Regions from separate parts of the Mus musculus genome. Here region 1 is linked to region 2. Evidence: chromatin contacts called from ENCODE Hi-C or POLR2A ChIA-PET data. All regions are on one chromosome and are shown on one strand. The core of a region is the stretch at or near the end of the contact, and the rest is flanking DNA. Distances in the headings are between cores, read along the strand shown.

Region 1 (5,855 bases), core at 1,591-4,090, 170 kb after region 2:
CCCTTTTACTCCAAAGCTGTTTAGAACTAATAATAACACCTTGTAGCTGCTGTAGACTCAGGAAGAATTCATTTCAGCCTTTGAGAAACCTGGGACACTTAGAACTAATTCTTCCTTTCAAAAATAGGGGAGTGGGGGGTGGGGTGGGGGAGCCAAGTAGCTCTCTGGCTTCCCTTACATGGGAAGCAGAATAGTAGCCAGGCAGTTCATCTGTGACAGTGGTCAGCCCTCAGTTGTTACACAGTATGTCCCATACAATGGGTTTTCTGTTTCTTTGTCTTTTAACTTTATATCTATTTTTATAGCTTATTTCAATTCCCATTCTGCAAAACGAAATTCACATTGCTATTGTCTGTTACACCATTTGCCACAGTTCAGAGAGACTGAACATTTAAGTTGATTTCCCTTTGTGGGACAGGAGGGCTGGGGGAGGGGATGGAAGCTCACTATCATGTGTTTGTTTATTTTTGGGACAGTTGACTCACTGTGCTGTTCAACTGTCTTAGTCTTTTGGTCTCAAAGCAGTCCAGCCTTAGCATCCTGAGGAGGACTTCAGGCATTAAAAAGACCAGGCTGCCTCAAACTCACTCGAATCTACCTGCCTATGACTCTGAAGTGCTGGGATTAAAAGTGTTAGCCACCGTGCCTGTCTGAATAAGTTAACTTTTAATAGGCAAAGTTACTTGTTTCAGAAATTAACAGTTCACAGGAGATTGTCTTGGTCCCACTCACATAAAAGTCACTCCTGCCTGGCAGCACACCAGTTTATTTTCTTCTTCATGTCATTATTAGCAGGGCCTACTACTACAAGTTTTTGTTTGTTGGGTTTTTGTTTTGTTTTTGTAAGTGTATGAGAGAGTTTGTGGTAAGTATTGTTCATGTCTTAAAATGGGGAATATTTTGCAGCAGGGGAAACAGTGCAGGAACTAACTTAACAAGGTTACAGTTACAAGGCAGGATTCTGACTAGATTCTCAGCTGTGTCTTTGGAGCTGCACGGTAAAGCTGTACCTAAAACGGAAGTGACTTTTTCATGCTAGTCCTGAGGTACTCTTGTGAGAATGTATATGTATTTGGAAAAACCTATCACAAACCTTCCCATAATATCTCATTTGGAGCGGAGGCAGGAGGATTACAGGTTGGAGACAAACTGGGGCTACATAGTGAGATCCTGTCTTAGAATTTGTTTTTATATTTAAGGCTGAATATTCTGATTAGATAGAGTTGTCTCAATTTCATCAGCTACATTCAATCTGAGAAATCCTAGTCTAAAGGGACAGTCACAGATACTTCATCTTTAGTTTTTTTTTTTTAATGAAGATAAAATAGGAATACATGCTAGCGTTCTGAAAACCTGTTCTATTGGCACTTATTGTCAGTTGTGCCATGAAAAGCATTTTTCATAAACTAGCTGGTTTTCTATGGTTATTAGACTCGTCTTTTAAAATTAGGGCTTTTCTGTAATGTGAGAACAGTTGCTGTCATCAGTGGCTGACAGCTGACCAGAGTGCAAGCTACATTTCAGCTAAAATTTGCACAGAAGTAGCTTATGGAGGAAACAAAGCATAGCTTTAATGTCCATTTTCAGTTTGTGTTAGCTTCAGGGAGGCAGAAACTAGTAGTTCCGTGTCAAGGACTGGAATCAGTTGGTCTTATACAAGTTTATCCAGTCCAGTAACTTCTTCCCCCTCCCCCCTTTTTTTTTGTATACTGCTCAGGCCTTTGTATCTCACAAAATAAGCTCTCCCAACCCAAAGAACTTAAATTGTTGCTGGCTGCTCTGTTGTACCCTATCACATTGCAGGGACAATTCTGACCCCAAAATGGAAGGAGAATGGTCCAGGATTTACCTAAGTCCTCCCTGTCATTGCCTTCAGGTTGGTGACAGGCATTACTGATTTCGTTACTTCCCCTATTTTTTTTTTTTTTTTTTACTTTTTTATTTTTATGTTTTGCAAGTTTGATAGACACAGGGTATAATCTTAGGAAAGGCAAAACTTTTACAGGCGCTCCAAGTGTTGAAAGCCACAGCCCTTAAAAAACGAAATCAGTAACCTTAATTATAGGAATTAGCACTTGGATGGGATTAAACCCCCAATCTGCCCTACATTTCCAAGGTCGCCTCTGCCTAGCACTGCGATGAGATGATAGGACTGTCAGGAAAAGATGTTTAAATGGTTCTGATGAAAATGATCTGGTGTTAGTTCCCCCTCCCGCCTTGTTGGGATTGGATGTGATCTTGGAGTATTTTAGAAGTATTATGAATTTTTTTTTTCCAAGTTAAGGCGTTCCAATAACAAAACAAAAAATCTGGACATTTCGTGCGGTCTGGACCAGGGAGTCCCACTCCCACCAAGTTAAAAACCTTTCCTAGATATTCGTAAGTACTTCCTTTGCCTAAAGGCCCTGGCCCTTACCTTTCTCACACCTACTACTCCATACCTGGACGGGCTTTCTCCCATCCATCTTCTGTTCAGGGACACCATTTACCCGGGCTAGGGCGGGTCAGAGGCCATGTCTGTGTCCGGCTCCCGGAGCTCCCGTGCCGCGCTCCTATTGGCTGGAAGTTCTTTCCCCAAAAGCCAGAGCGACCTAGGCTCGCCACGCCAGCTAGACCAGACTCGGAACCGCCCAGGGGGCGTGGCCCAGTGGCAGGGCGGGGCCTTGCAGTCCGGGCGGCCTATAGAGCCGGAGGGAGTCCCCGGCCGCGCCCCTCGAGGCCGGGCCGGTGGAGGCCAATCCCCGGCGGCCGGCGGGCGAACGCGGGGCCAGGCGGGCCGGTCCCGTCCGCGGGGCGGGGGACAATGGACCAGTTCCTGGTGCGTCACGAGGGAGTTCCTTAAAGGGGAAGTGAGCGGGCTCCCGGCGGACGCGCGGGGAGGCGGTCGGCTGGGGACGCGCCCGGCGCTTCAAAATAATGCCCGCGGCGGACGCGCGACCATGCAATGGCGAGCGCTTGTCCTGGGGCTGGTGCTGCTGCGCCTCGGCCTCCACGCGGTGCTCTGGTTGGTCTTCGGGCTGGGGCCCAGCATGGGCTTCTACCAGCGGTTTCCGCTCAGCTTCGGCTTCCAGCGCTTGAGGGACCCCGACGGCTCGGGGCCAGTTGGTCCGCCCGGAGGCCCGGCCTGGCTTCATCGGCCAAGGCGCGGAACGGAGGGGCGGCTTGAGACCCCGCCAGAGCCGGGACCGACGCCGGGACCGGGCGTGTGCGGCCCGGCGCACTGGGGCTATGCCCTGGGCGGCGGTGGCTGCGGCCCGGACGAGTACGAGCGGCGCTACAGCGGCGCCTTCCCGCCGCAGCTGCGTGCCCAGATGCGCGACCTGGCGCGGGGCATGTTCGTCTTCGGCTATGACAACTACATGGCGCACGCCTTTCCGCAGGACGAGCTCAACCCCATCTACTGCCGCGGCCGGGGGCCTGACCGCGGAGACCCGTGAGTAGCCCGCGCGCTGCCTTCCGCCCCTCCGGGTCCCTGAGAACACACCAGGGTCTTTAAGGTCCGCAGTAGTCCGAGGTTCCTCCTCTCCTTACCCCAGTGGACTGCCATCCCCTTGATTCTCCCTGACCCTCCAAACTTCAGGACAGCTGTCCTTGTCATTTTCTGTTGCAAATGGGGAAACTGAGTCCCAGAGACCGGAAGGGACAATCACAGTATCCCTTGCTCCAGATAGACACATATCTAAGTGCTGGTTATATAGGTTTCCTTTGGAAAACTCCGCTTCAAAACGAAGCCTCCCCACTCCTGATCAGAATGCCACACCCAAAGCTTTAATAAGGTTAAGGAGCGGGTTCCTAGAAAGGGGCCATCTAGTGAGTTGGACGCCCGGATTGGGATGAGGCGTTAAGTGTTTCTCCTTTCCAGGGGCCGCAGCCTAGACTGAGGGGAGCTTATTGGCAGGAATGGTAGTTGCCTGGCCCAGATTGGCGATCTGGATACTTGAAGGATGATTTCTTAGGCGCAGAGTTGACTGACACCGTCATTGCTTGGTACCATCGTAAACACCAGTGGGGTGATGGTGCTGTCAGAAGGTCAACTAGTCCTCGCAGCCCACTAGCCACGTATGGGAAGGTGGAGTTCCGGGGTTACTCGAGTGGACTTCAAAGTCCAAGACAGCAGGACACCCAGCCAAGTTCCTCCTCCCTGAAGGGTGTGCGTTGCCACAGACCAAGTCAGGCTGGTTGGTGACTGTCGTGTTTCCCTCTCCTTAGATGGGAGTGGAGTTATTAGGTTGTTTGTTGTCTTGGCATTCTACATGGACACCCTTGGACATCTGGCATGTGCATTTCCCTTTACCTTATGGAAGCCAGGAAGGATTCTTAGTTTCAAAAAGGAAAGCTAAGGGCTGATGAGATGACTCAGCCAGTAAGGGCCCTTGGCACTGTGCTCAGACGGGAGTTTGATTCCCCAGGACCCACATGGAAGAAGGAGAAAGAACCGAAGAGACTCCTGCAGTTGTCCTCTGACCTCTACTCGCACTCCGTGACTCCCCCACACAGCTAGCTAGTACTCTAAAAGTGCAGGAAGAGCTATAAAAAGTGGGTTGGTTATCTGTAGATTTGTGTCTGAATTTGCAGCCCGATGAGCTTTAAGAGGGAGCATCTCACACAGAGGGCCTGGGTCTTTTCATAGTTGTAGCAGACTGATGCACTATGTATATGTATACGTCAGCCTTTGTATATGTTGAAAAACAAAAAACAAAACAACAACGACAAAACCAAAGCCTTCCTACTTTATTTCAGCAGTGTGGGGGAATTGAACACACGAAGTTCTTTATAGCTGAGCTAAATTTCAGTCTTTTTTTTTTTCCTTTTTTTTTCTTTTTTTTTTTTTTGTTTTTCGAGACAGGGTTTCTTTGTGTAGCCCTGGCTGCCCTGGAACTCACTTTGTAGACCAGGCTGGCCTCAAACTCAGAAATCCGCCTGCCTCTGCCTCCCGAGTGCTGGGATTAAAGGCGTGAGCCACCACGCCCGGCTTATTTTCTCCCAGTTTCTTTGGGAGGCGGGGGGGGGGGGGGGGGATAGTTATGTGAAGTAACATCGGTCCTTTTTGGGATTATAGGAAGGGAATGAGATGTTTCACTCCTAAGAGACACAGGAGAGACTCCATACCTATGGTTGTTGTTTTCTTCAATTCCAGCCTTCACCCTTCCCTCTTCTCCCCTCCTTTTCCTTCCCCTCCTCTTCTCTCCCCTTTCTTTATCTTGTGAGAACAAATTTCATTAAATCTGAGAGGGGAAACTGAAAAATCCCACTAGTTATTTTTAGTAGATCTTTTCTGTCAGTTCCTGTCCATATGGCAGCACATTTCTCTCTCTCTCTCTTTCTTTCTTTCTTTCTTTCTTTCTTTCTTTCTTTCTTTCTTCTTTCATGTAGCTGCAACTTAAGCATATACCTATTTTGGATGTTTTTAAATTATTATTTTACAAAGACAATATTTTTGTTTGTGTACCAAAAGTCAACCAAAGGTTGACAGTTGACACCAAGACATAGAAAAGGTTTGAACATCTGTTAATGACCACTCTTAACCTCCCTTGAATATTTTACAGGGCATTTCTGGGCCATTCCCAACTGAACCTTGAGCACAGCATCAGCTATGTTCCCGTCCATTATACCTCATTGTCTTTCTCTTTTCTTCTTTTTCTCTGGACTAGGAACTGCTCTGCTGATGGACGGGCTTCCTTGGAAAGTGGCTCTTCCATACTCTCTTCTTTCCTTCTTCCTTCGGTCTGCTGGTCTGTTAGTCTTTCTGTCTTCCTTTCATGCTAAGGATTGTTCCTAACGTAACCAGGAGTGTTCCATTAAAAGCTCCAGCTGCCCTAATAAGCCAGGCTTGGCCACTCATCCCAAGGTACCAA
Region 2 (6,490 bases), core at 120-2,619:
GAACGCCGGGCACTGTGCCCGGTATCTTTCTGTGCTTGACTAGCCAGGGTGGGTGGGGGCAGTGAGGCACCCTGAAAGGCGGGAGGAGATGGGTGCGCGCCAGTCGGGTGCCAGGCCACCCGCAGGCTGCGCCTGGGACCTGAGCTCCCGGGAGAGTCCGGGGTGGGGGTGGGGGGAGGGGGTCGGCACGGCTCACACGGTCCACGGTCAGGTGCGCGCGGCGTGCTCGGCGGCGGCCTCGGCTGCCCTAGCTCCTGGCCACCAGCCCGCTTCCCATGGGGTGACATCCGCCCCGCCCTCGGTCCCTCCCCAAGGCGGGCAATTCCTGGACACTGAGGCTGAGCGCTGGGGGGGGGGGGGGGGGGGGGGCTGGGAAGCCAGGACGGAAAGAAACCCCAGCCTCTGGAGAAGGCTAAGGGGGGCCGACGACTCCCTCAGCTGCGCACCGGTTCCTAGGAGCGGGCCAGGCGGGGGAGGAGGAAGAAGGCTGGGCTGGAGCGACCAAGGGGATATTCCTCTCCCGGCTTGAGTCAGACGCGGGCGGAATCCGTCCTCCCCCGTTCCCTCCCAGGAGACGGGAACTTACTTCATTTCCCTGGGGCAGGTTCGCCCACGTTACCAACTCTTCCCCCCCCCCCTCCAGCTCCCCGGTTCCTTCCAGCTTCCGTGCCCCCCACCCAGCTGGGCAGGACTCTGGCTGCGCTGCCACCCCCTCTTTCGGGGAAAGGAGGCCGCAGCCGCAGACACCTGGGGGCCCGAGGTTTGGAGGGGGGGGGGGCACTTCGCAGCCGCCAGAGCGTTGTCCAACACGTGAGGCTCATGTGATGAAGCCGGGGGAGGGCGGGCAGGTCGCTCCTTCCCTCCCCGGCAGCGGCCAGACGTGCTTGGAGTCACAGGGTAGAACACGTAGCTTCTACCCACCCACTCGCTCCCATTTAACCCAGCCCGCAGCCTCTCCTTACTCCTCGGCTCGTCCCCTCCAGCAACTCCCCCCCCCCCGCCCCGCCCGCTCCGCCCTGAGCAACCCCCCCTTCCCTCCCGCCTCTCCGCCCGCCCCACTTCTCATTCACTTGGCTCGCACGGCGCAGACAGCGCAGCGAGCACACACCGCCAGTCTGTGTGCAGAGCGGGAGCCAGAAGCCGTGGGGACACCCGGCCATGCACGCCCCCAACTGAAGCGACACCTCAAAGCCGCTGCTCCTGGCATCCCAGCGCATTGCAAGGAAGCTCAGGCTAGCTCATAGGAACATACCTCTTGAGACCCTCGGATCCTCCCTTCCAGGGCAGCCCTTTCTCAGACTCTACTAAGTGCAGACAGGAGCGCACAGTGGCCCCTGCTCGCCGCATCATGGAACGGATCCCCAGCGCGCAACCACCTCCTACCTGCCTGCCCAAAGCTCCAGGGCTGGAGCACGGAGACCTGTCAGGGTAAGTGTGTGCTGTGATCCCTTCAAGTCTCCACTCCTAACCTTGTGTTCCGCGACACTCTCAACTTGGGGCATCTCTGAGAGTATAGGGGGCTTCTTTCACGTCTAGGGCTCCTGCAGCTAGTACGCACTCGGGAGTCACGGCTTTTTCTGACCTCTCTCCCTGCAGGATGGATTTTGCCCACATGTACCAAGTGTACAAGTCCAGGCGGGGAATAAAACGGAGCGAAGACAGCAAGGTAGGTGCATCCCTGGGAACCTCATTCCTTAGCCCCTCGTGTGCGCTGAGTTTCCAAGAAAAGTTTGCTTGTTTCAAGGTTGGCTGGGGGGTTCAAGATGAGATGAGCTCATTGCCACAAATGAGTGACTTGGGAAAGAAGGGGCAGAGAAGGTGAATCTGGGTGCGTCTCTGCGCCCTCGCAGAATTTTTCCCCCCTGCTACCGGTTGGGAAGGAAGGGAGGAAGCTTCGTTCCCTTCCCCGGGCACCCATTGCTTCCATGTATTCCATGCAGGAAACTTACAAACTGCCGCACCGGCTGATTGAGAAAAAGAGACGTGACCGGATTAACGAGTGCATTGCCCAGCTGAAGGATCTCCTACCCGAACATCTCAAACTTACTGTAAGTGAGAAGCTGGCTGCGCTCCAACCCAGTTCTTCTGCCCAGAGGGCGGATGGTGGGGTGGGGGTGTCTCTCGCCGCCTGCAGGCGTCACGGGGAACTGCATGCTAGACGGGCGGATCAAAGCTTCTGGTTTGGAGGGAACCCATCCCCAGACCCAGAACTTCCTAAGCAGAGGCAGAACCAGAACCATCTGGGGCCTCTTTAAGTTGGCTTCAACACTAACACAGCTTCCTTTTGGTAGTTTTTTTTTCTCTCTCTCACCACCTTGTAGTCTCCCTGACTTAAAGAAGCAAACCACGAAATTAAAAACTTAAGCCTTGTCCGCTTTTCATTTACAATAGGACCTACTTTATTTAATGTGTGCCTTTTTTTTTTTTCGTCATAATCTTTACTGGTAGCCAAAAGCTTTTTAGCTTTTCCTTCGGGAAAAGTATTTGGAAAGGAAGACAAAAAGCCAGCATGACTGGAAGTTCTGAACAAGTGTCAGGGGGGAAAGAAAGAAAGAAAGAAACGCAACACATTGGGAAAGCCACTTGGTTGCCAGACACAGTAGACATCCCTCCCTGGGTTGACACCACAGCAGATAAATGTTATCCCCGGAGTCCCCTAAGTTAAGGTCAGGGCAGCTGCTGGAGAAATATATCTGTCAGCTCACTCCCTAGACTGTAACAACTACCAAAATGCCTCCAAAGATAGACAACACGTGTCTGGCTTTTTTTTTTTTTTAAGCTTTTGATCATCTATGTGTATATGTTAAAACATCTGCAAACTTTAAATTTAGTGGAGCAGGAAAGACTCTTCCTATCTTTGTTGTTGTTGACACCCAATTCTCCTAACAGATAGTGTCAGAAGGGACTCCACTGACCTCACGGGTGACAGACTCTCCGTTTTTTTCTTCTTCTTCAGACTTTGGGTCACTTGGAAAAAGCAGTGGTTCTGGAGCTTACGTTGAAGCACGTGAAAGCATTGACAAATCTAATTGATCAGCAGCAGCAGAAAATCATTGCCCTGCAGAGCGGTTTACAAGCTGGTGAGTCCCCGGCCTGATTAGTGTCTCCTGAGAGCTCAGTGCCAATCTAGCCCCTGGGAGCTCGCTCTGGCTTCTGACTCTTCTGTTACCATTCATTTTTCACAGTCACTGGGCAGGGGTGGGGGGGGGGGAGATGCTCTTCTGATTCTTTCCTAAAAGGTCATATTTTGCCATACGGAATGCTGCTGTGCGCCACCTGAAATGAGTCCATGTTAGCCCAGTGATGAAATGTTTCGGTGACATTTTGAGAGTGTCTAGGTTATGGGAGACTTCCCCATCCCCCTTTAAAATGCCAAGGCACCTATAATTTGCATTGTGGGTGTTTTTACAGTTGGTCTGATGAGCCCTCATTCATGGGCGAACAGAACACGGGTCTGCCCCCAGTGTTTTCCTGTTTCTTTGCTTCCTTCTCTTTGGATGTGGGGTGCAGTCTTGGCAGGATGACAGCAGGTTTTCTTTTTTCTTTTTTTTTTTTTTCCTCTTGCCTGCCTTCCATTGTGGTTCCCTGAATAGCCACCAGGTATCTTGGCAAATTGCACAATCCAACGAAACCACTGCTTTCATCATTCATTTATCCTGAGTTTCAGAGAATCGGGGTACAGACCAGGGGGAATCCTAATATGTACCCCAATAGGCGTTCTTCAGTCCTGTCCAAGGCTAGAATGAGAATCACAGAAACCAAACCAAGCCAGTATGTCTGCCAGTTTTCTTTCTAAAAATAGAAAGTTGATCAGGACTGATCTCGGGGTGTGTGTGTGTGTGTGTGTGTGTGAGCTACAGTATATGGAGAAGACTTACAAATAAAGAGCCTAGTTAAACTGCACGGAGGAAATGCAACTATTTGATGAATAGGTTAGGTTTCTGTGTGTGCAGCAGTTGTTGGAGTTGTTGGTTTTAGTTTTGTGGTGGTTTTGGTTGTTCTGGTTTTGGTTTTCCTAAAGCTCAGAAGTAACCTGCCAGCCTCACCCTCCCAGGCGGGGGGATTACAGTGGGAGCTGTAACAGTTTCTTGGGCATGGTGGTGCATGCCTGTAGTCCTGTCCTTGAGAGGCAGATGGAGCCCCTTAAATTCATAGCCAGCCAGTTTTGCATAGGGAATTCCAAGCCTTTTAAGACTAAATAGGGAGATCCTAGATCCTATCTCGTACAAAAAAAGGGGTGGGGGGCAAGGGAGACAATGTTTTGTTTAGGCGGTATTTGTTTTATATAGTTTCTTTTTATGAGTCTCTGGACTTCTGCTTCCATGAAACTGTTGCTATACTAACTTATTGAGGATGGGTGTGGTAGTGCAGACCTGTAGGCCCAGCAGTCTGAAAGTTAAGATAGGCTCATATGCGTTCAAGGCCAGCTTGGGTTGCTGAGTAACTCAGTGTCACTCTAGACTAGAATGAGACTGCTTTATTTAAAAAAAAAAAAAAAGATGTGACTGTTGAACTTTTAAACACAGTAGCATGTTCATTTTTGTGACACAAGAAAAATCGGTAGCTACTACATGAAGTTTATCAAGAGTAGAAGTAAGTTGGTTTATTTCTCTGGGACACTCTACAGACATTATGAATCCTAGTTCGGAAAGTGGAGTATATGTAACCTTAGCGATACTCTGTTGTAATTAGTATTAAAACCCAAGTATTAATAAGGAAAAAAAAACCCTGTAACTAAGTGGTCGGAATTTGTTTATTTTATTCTTTATACTTCTCAGCATAATTCTCTAGGCATAGACTTTTGGAGTCTGAAATGCAAATTGCCCGACAATTTCAAAAGAGACAAGAAGAGAGCCTCAGACTTACCTACCACCCAACCTTCTAAAATCCTCCTTTCTGGGTCTTTTTCTTCAGGTGATTTGTCGGGAAGAAATCTCGAGGCAGGGCAAGAAATGTTCTGCTCAGGTTTCCAGACTTGTGCCCGTGAGGTACTTCAGTACCTGGCGAAGCATGAGAACACTCGGGACCTGAAATCTTCCCAGCTCGTCACTCATCTCCATCGTGTGGTCTCGGAGCTGCTGCAGGGTGGTGCTTCCAGGAAACCATTGGACTCGGCTCCCAAAGCCGTGGACTTGAAAGAGAAGCCCAGCTTCCTAGCCAAGGGATCAGAAGGCCCTGGGAAAAACTGTGTGCCAGTCATCCAGCGGACTTTTGCTCCCTCGGGTGGGGAGCAGAGCGGCAGTGACACGGACACAGACAGTGGCTATGGAGGTGAATTGGAGAAGGGGGACTTGCGCAGTGAGCAGCCGTACTTCAAAAGCGACCATGGACGCAGGTTCGCCGTGGGAGAACGTGTCAGCACAATTAAGCAAGAATCCGAAGAGCCCCCCACCAAAAAGAGCCGAATGCAGCTCTCAGAAGAGGAAGGCCACTTCGCGGGCAGTGATCTGATGGGTTCCCCATTTCTTGGGCCACACCCACATCAGCCTCCTTTTTGCCTTCCCTTCTATCTCATCCCACCATCGGCCACTGCCTACCTGCCTATGCTGGAGAAATGCTGGTACCCCACCTCTGTGCCAGTGTTATACCCAGGCCTCAACACCTCAGCTGCAGCCCTCTCCAGCTTCATGAACCCAGACAAGATACCGACTCCCTTGCTTCTGCCCCAGAGACTCCCTTCTCCTTTGGCACATTCGTCCCTCGACTCTTCGGCCTTGCTCCAGGCTTTGAAGCAGATCCCTCCTTTAAACTTAGAAACCAAAGACTAAACTCTGGAGGGATCTCCTGCTGCCTTGCTTTCTTTCCTCCCTAATTCCAAAAACCACAAAGGTTTCCCTGAGTGCAGAGAGATCAGCCCACCCTGCAGACCCACAGAGAAGATTCAGAGTGTGTGTGAGAGTGAGTGAGTGTGCGTGCGTGCGTGCTTGTATGTATGTTTGTATATGTAGGACAATAAGTTCCTTCTGACACAAGGGAGACACGAGAAGGATAGCCTGACATCAGATGACAGACTGGAGGACTGTAGCACATCTCTGGGCGTTTCCCTACCCAGAGAAGAGCCCCCCCCTTTGATACAAATCGGTTGGATTTTCATATGCTTCAAAGGCTTGATCTGTGAGTCACTCTCCAGTTTGGGACATGGGTCTGTCTGTGGCTTTGAGAAAAGGTACTTTCAAAAGAGGGCTTTCCAGAGCACAGCTCACAGCCAGCTGTTAGGACCCCACCCTTCTCCCTTTATTGTGGAGGTGACTCACAGCAGACTGACAGTGGTCAGGCTGAGCTTTCTGCTAAGGTGGTGAGGTCGCCAACACTGGCATGTCTCGGTAGTGGTTTGGGCAAATTTCTGCAGGTCCCTTCCCCCCAACCCCGTCTCTGATGAATAAAGACCATGAGTGGAGTTCCTTAACTCAGGCTTTTGTGAGTAGTTTACTAAGGAACTGAAAATGGTCCCCTTTGTCCAAGCTGAGCTGCTAGGGAATCAAGGTGAACT

The links. A loop is a pair of places that touch in the nucleus more often than their neighbours do. ChIA-PET counts read pairs that join two places held with the same protein, here RNA polymerase II (POLR2A).
Region 1: a loop to region 2 is called in a map of heart, with 9 times the contacts of the local background. The contact joins the promoter of Edem1 here to the promoter of 0610040F04Rik in region 2. A Hi-C loop is called at or near these places in 2 of 37 maps with a recorded cell type or tissue (T-helper 2 cell and heart). POLR2A ChIA-PET finds 5 or more read pairs at or near these places in 3 of 5 experiments (Patski and embryonic stem cell).

What each region holds. Positions count from the first base shown.
Region 1 is chr6:108,825,801-108,831,655 of GRCm38, forward strand. Edem1 (ER degradation enhancer, mannosidase alpha-like 1) reads left to right here and starts at 2,841. Exons shown (of 12, transcript NM_138677.2): 1 at 2,841-3,433. The coding sequence starts at 2,940. It overlaps Gm35417 (a long non-coding RNA gene), which reads right to left and starts at 2,476. Exons shown (of 2, transcript XR_377956.4): 1 at 2,417-2,476.
Region 2 is chr6:108,659,565-108,666,054 of GRCm38, forward strand. 0610040F04Rik (RIKEN cDNA 0610040F04 gene) reads right to left here and starts at 1,370. Exons shown (of 7, transcript NR_104577.1): 1 at 1,253-1,370. It overlaps Bhlhe40 (basic helix-loop-helix family, member e40), which reads left to right and starts at 1,065. Exons shown (of 5, transcript NM_011498.4): 1 at 1,065-1,428; 2 at 1,597-1,666; 3 at 1,941-2,048; 4 at 2,957-3,080; 5 at 4,915-6,490. The coding sequence starts at 1,349. The coding sequence ends at 5,768.